Regions from separate parts of the Homo sapiens genome. Here region 1 is linked to region 2. Evidence: chromatin loops called from intact Hi-C (ENCODE). Cell type or tissue: heart right ventricle. All regions are shown on one strand. Links, peaks and the distances in the headings refer to the core of each region. The heading gives the core; the rest is flanking DNA.

Region 1 (2,903 bases), core at 268-2,767, 97 kb before region 2:
AAGAGCTAAACTCCGTCTCAAAAATAAATAAATAAGGAAACAAAAACAGATTAATCTGGTCCCAGTAGTGTCTCCAGATTGCACGAACATTTCATTTTTCACACAGGGTCACCAGAATACCATCAATTTTTTGGTATCACTGTCAAAAGTGATCCTAGCACCTTCTGAAATAACGTGAGCTGCCAGATTCTCATTTCAGGAATGACCACAAGCGAACATCTGCATCTGACCCCAACCTGCCTGATGACCTTACCCGCTACTTCACAATCCCGTCCAGGAAAATCCCTGGGCACATAACACTGCAAGTCCCAGGTGTCCGCTGAAGGGCGCCTGGCAGTCACTGCCCAGGGGATGAGAAATCACAGGTGCCTTGTTTGGAACTAGAGTCTGGAATCTCGTCCTCCTTCCCTCTGCTCTGGTCCCTCATTGTTTATGAAGACCTCAGTCCCCTCTGCTGGGAGCCCCACCTCCCCTTTCAGGGCCACGGGCCCCAGTCTTCTTGCCTTTCAAGGACCACACAAATAACTGTGCCTCCCCTCAAAGCTTTTCTCCTCCTTCCCAGGTGAAGTCCTCTCTCCTCCCTCCAGCTTTCAGGGCACGGAGCGTTCTTTCTGGCATTGGAATTCTGAGCAACCCTCCTAGCAGGCCCAGCTCAAGCCGCAGCGGGGAGGAAGAGTTCAAAGGAAGCTATGCCAAAGATCTCGAAGGCTTAGTGGGAGACCCAGCAACAGGTGGCACCAGGTCTGGGAAAGAGACTCCTAGAAAGCGGAGCGGGTCTCGGAGGGGGTGGATTTGGCCCGAGGTGCCCGCGATCAGCGAACGAGCGCCCGCACGGAGGAGCCGGGCTGCAGCTCCCGGGCAAGGGGAGCGCGAGCTCTGACTCCTCAGCCGGGCCGGGCCGGGCCGCTCCGAGGCCCCTCGAAGGAGGCCGGGCGCCGTGGGGCAACCCAGGCAGGGCGCGGACCACCGCCTCCCGGGCTCGTGGGGTGCAGCTCTGAACCTGAGGCGCTCGGAAGCTCAAGGCCAAGACCCGCTCGGGTGGTGGCCGAGCGCCCTCCAGCCCCGGGTCCACCTGCGGCCGCTCCCTGCACCTCACGCCCAGCGGGGCTCCGGGGACCTGCCTCAGGGACCGGCGAGGAAGTGACGGGTAAAGGGGTCCGGGAGAGCAAAGGGACCCCCCTCCGGGAGGACAGCGCCCACCCAGCAGGTCAGCGGCACACCGGGGACGCCGCCCGGACTCGGGGCGCCCATAACCCGGCCCACCCGCCGCTGCTGTCGCTTCCCTAGAGCTCCATCCGGTCGCCATTCACCACTGAGTTAAGGGACCAGCTACCGAAGGGCAGCAGCGGCCAGCCACCAGCCCCCTCGCCGCCTCAGCGTCACTCCACCCGAGACCCTCTTCCTCCAATCCCAACGGCGCTGCCAAGTGACCGTTCCCTCCTCCAATGAGAAGGCGCTCCAGCCGGCGGGGGCAGAGCCAGAGTTGTTCCCGCCCCTGAGGTTGCGCAGGGCTAGCACAGACCCACCCCCTCGGACGCGCGCTATCCTGGAGAAGCGGCCCCTGCCCGCGAACTGCGCGCTCTGCTCTGCCCTTCTCTGCAGCGCCCCCTGTAGGAAAGAAGGGAATTGCATGCGGCCCCCCCGCCCCCGGCCAGAGCTGTGGATTTACCAGGGATCTGGCAAAGCAGTGATCAGAACAGATTTGTAACGTTGTAGTATCTAGGTCTGGACCCCAATATTTACGAAGTCTTCATGAGTAGAATACGAACATTCTCAGGCCGGGTGCGGTGGCTCACGCCTGTACTCCCAGCACTCTGGGGGGAGGCCGAGGCGGGCGGATCACTTGAGGTCAGGAGTTTGAGACCATCCTGGCCAACATGGTGACACCCCGTCTCTTCCAAAAATACAAAAATTAGCCGGGCGTGGTGGTGCGCGCCTGTATCCTAGCTAGTCGGGAGGCTGAGGCAGGAGAATCGCTTGAATCCGGGAGGAGGAGGTTGCAGTGAGCCGAGATCGGGCCCCTGCACTCCAGCCTGGGCGACAGAGTGAGACTCTGTCTCAAAAAACAAAAAAAAAAAAAAAAAAAGAGAGAAAACAAAAAACAAGCAAAAAAAAATTCTCTATTTAAACCGGATAGTAAAAAGCCTATTTTTTTTTTTGAGACGGAGTCTTGCTCTGTCGCCCAGGCTGGAGTGCAGTGGTGCGATCTCGGCTCACTGTAAGCTCCGCCTCCCGGGTTCACGCCGTTCTCCTGCCTCAGCCTCCCAAGTAGCTGGGACTACTGGCGCCTGCCACCAGGCCCGGTTAATTTTTTGTATTTTTTTTTTTTTTTTTTTTTTTAGTAGAGACGGGCTTTCACCATGTTAGCCAGGATGGTCTCGATCTCCTGACCTTGTGATCCGCCCGCCTCGGCCTCCCAAAGTGCTGGGATTACAGGCGTGAGCCACCGCGCCCGGCCTTGTAAAAAACCTATTAAAAGGCTGGTGTGGGACCGGAATGGGAGGGAGGTTGGCCTGTGGATATATAGTCTCTGTACAGTGCAAAGTAGTTGTTTTTTGTTGTTGTTTTGAGACAGGGTCTAGCTCTGTCGCCCAGGCTGGAGTGCAGTGGCACGATCTTGGCTCACTGCAGCCTCTGCCTCAAGCAATTCTCATTCCTCAGCGTCCTGAGTAGCTGGGATTACAGGCATGCACCACCATGACCAGCTAATTCTCTAATTCTCTCTCTCACTGTCTCTCTCTCTCATGTGTGTGTGTGTGTGTGTGTGTGTGTGTGTCTAAGAATGGGGTCTCGGCTGGGCGCAGTGGCTCATACCTGTAATCCCAGCACTTTGGGAGGCCGAAGCTGGTGTATCACTTGAGGTCAGGAGTTCGAGACTAGCCTGGCCTACGTGGTGAAATCTC
Region 2 (2,903 bases), core at 182-2,681:
GACATGCAGTCTGGCTCTGTTGCCCAGGCTGGAGTGCAGTGGGGTGATCTCTGCTCACTGCAATCTCTACCTCCTGGGTTCAAGTCATTCTCCTGCTTCAGCCTCCCGAGTAGCTGGAATTACATGCACACATCACCACGACTGGCTAATGTTTGTATTTTTAGTAGAGACGAGGTTTCACCATGTTGGCCAGGCTGGTCTTGACCTCAAGTGACTCCTGACCTCGAGTGATCCGCCCACCTTGGCCTCCCAAAGTGCTGGGATTACAGGTGTGAGCCAGCGTGCCCGGCCACTAATGACACTTTGGACTGTATCACTGTTTGCTGTGGCGGCTGTCCTGTACATTACGGAATATTTAGCAGCATACCTGGTCTCTACCTACTAAATGCCAATAGGACTACCAGTCCCAGTATGAAAATAAAGAATGTCTCCAGATGTTGCCAAAAGTCTCCTGGGGAGCAAAACTTTCCAAACTGAGAACCACTGGCTTAGAATGAACAAGGTTTCCCAAGTGCATTTTGTGAAATGCTATTCCCTAAGATGCTTTGGAAAACAAAAGTGGGTGGTTTATTTCATAAAGAAATTTGGCAGGCAGGGTGCGGTGGCTCATGCCTGTAATCCCAGCACTTTGGGAGGCCGAGGTGGGCGGATCACGAGGTGAGGAGTTCGAGACCAGCCTGGCCAATATGGTGAAACCCTGTCTCTACTAAGAATACAAAAATTAGCCGGGTGTGGTGGCGCGCACCTGTAGTCCCAGCTACTCGGGAGGCTAAGGCAGAACAATCGCTTGAATCCAGGAGGTGGAGGTTGCAGTGAGCCAAGAATGCGCCACTGCACTCCAGCCTGGGTGACAGAGGGAGATTCCATCTCAAAAAAAAAGGAAAAGAAATTTGGCAACCATTGCTCAGAATTTCCCCATCTTGGAGATTTTATGATGCATGGCCCCACAGTAAAGACTCTAAAGTAAATTACACACCTAGTCTAAACCAATGTTTCCAAAATTTCCAGTGTTTCCTCTTGCTGGTTTAGAGATTTCTGACCTCCTCTGTCCTTACAGGAAACAGAAGAAAACTAGAGGTCAGTAAGAACCACAGCTCTCCCTTGAGAAGCGAAAGATTTCTTCAAACACTAACCTGATGAGTGTTGCTTTTCTAAAGTGTATAAATAATACATCTGTAATCTTTATAACTCAAGAGTGGGAAAGGCAAGAGATACAGAAGTGGGAATACATCTGGAGAGGTTGGCTGGCTGACTTCCAGAGACCTCACAAGGTCACAGTGACTTTGGAGAACTCACCAGGGTCCATCTCCCACTCTGCAGGCTTGGAAATTGGATCTTGACAGAATGCCTGAATGCAAGAGCCTGACTCATGCTAATAAAACTCATAAGAGCCTGAAGTAGCTAACCCAGCCAACAAATTATTAATTACTCATAGGATGTAAATACCAAGGGAGCCAGAGAGGCACATTCTCTAGGTAATGTTCTCTCTCTCTGCAGACAAACCATGGGAGGACATCACATTTTAAAAGATTACCAGCAAAATTTCCTGAAGATTTTTAAGATGAACAGAGGGTTGCCAACTTTTTATTCCATCAAGGAAGATCTTTAAAAATCTCAATTACCGGCCAGGCGCAGTGGTTCATGCCTGTAATCTCAGCACTTTGGGAGGCCGAGGTGGGCGAATCACTTGAGGTCAGGAGTTCGAGACCAGCCTGGCCAATGTGGTGAAACCCTGTTTCTACTAAAAATACAAAAAAATTAGCCGGGCGTGGTGGCGCATGCCTATATTCCCACCTACTTGGGAGGCCAAGGCAGGAGAATCGCCTGGACCCGGGAGGTGGAGATTGCAATGAGCCGAGATCGAGAAAAAAAAAAAAAATTCAATCGCCATCACTTAAAAAAAAACTCTCATTTCCTTTAAAGTGAAAGAAATTAGTTTTGCAAAATTCACTACATAGTCTTGAGCTTTCTTGGTTTTTTTCAGGGACTGTTCTCACAGATCAGTACCTGTTTGTTGACCACTGACTTAAGGAGTTTGATAAGGGCATAATCAAACTACATAAGTGTCCAGTATTTTGGCTTCCCTGGGCCACATTGGAAGAATAAAAATTGTCTTGGGCCACACACAAAATACACGAACGCAAACGATAGTTGATGAGCTAAAAAAAAAAAAAAAAAAAAAAAAAAAAAAAAAAAATCGCAAGAAAAATCTCATAATGTTTTAAGAAAGTTTAAGAATTTGTCTTGGGCCACATTCAAAGCTGTCCTGGGCTGCATGTAGCCAGGCAGGCCGTGGGTTAGACAAGTTTGGATTAGGCCATCAGGCTGTGATCCTCAGATGCTTCTTTCTCCACAATAAGGCTATAGCTGTCACTGGGATCACCCCGGTCCTAGCTACTCAATGTGTGGTCTATGGACCCACACTGCTGGCATGCCTTGGGAGTTGGCTAGAAATGCAGAACCTCAGGCCCCACTCCAGACCTAATGAATCTCAATCTGCATGTTCTTCAGGAGATTCATGTGCATATTACAGCTTGAGAGGAGCTGATTAGGAAACAACCTTTGGGCCTTGGACTAGGGCCCTTACGGCTAAGAAAAGAGCAAGGATGAGTGCTGCCTACCTGTCATTTTTCTGGGCTTTGACTCTTAAAACTCTTTTCTCATACTCTTTCTTTCTTCTCTCTCTTTTTTTTTTTTTCCCTTCTTTTTGACTGAGTCTTGCCGGGTCATCCAGGCTGGAGTGCAACGGCGCAATCTCGGCTCACTGCAACTTCTGCCTCCCGGGTTCAAATGATTCTCCTGCCTCAGCCTCCCGAGTAGCTGGGATTACAGGCATGCACCACCATGCCCAGCTAATTTTGTATATTTAGTAGAAATGGGGTTTCTCCATGTTGGTCAGGCTG

The links. A loop is a pair of places that touch in the nucleus more often than their neighbours do. Peaks named below come from ENCODE experiments on the same cell type or tissue, not always from the same donor. Only the 100,000 strongest peaks of a DNase experiment are listed, where the experiment ranks them.
Region 1: a loop joins it to region 2, with 2.0 times the contacts of the local background. A loop is called at or near these places in 35 of 110 quality-filtered maps.

What each region holds. Positions count from the first base shown.
Region 1 is chr16:75,515,950-75,518,852 of GRCh38, forward strand. No RefSeq gene overlaps it. Among named protein-coding and RNA genes, the nearest start is that of CHST5, 19 kb to the right of the region's middle. RefSeq lists a silencer at 835-1,274. In heart right ventricle, for the core only: a CTCF peak has its summit at 1,609 (motif pointing left); DNase peaks (open chromatin) are centred at 782 and 1,482; H3K4me3 peaks cover 1,663 bases; H3K27ac peaks cover 1,711 bases.
Region 2 is chr16:75,613,320-75,616,222 of GRCh38, forward strand. All of the region lies in intron 5 of ADAT1 (adenosine deaminase tRNA specific 1), which reads right to left. Among named protein-coding and RNA genes, the nearest start is that of ADAT1, 8.5 kb to the right of the region's middle. In heart right ventricle, for the core only: no CTCF peak of the experiment used is centred there; no DNase peak of the experiment used is centred there.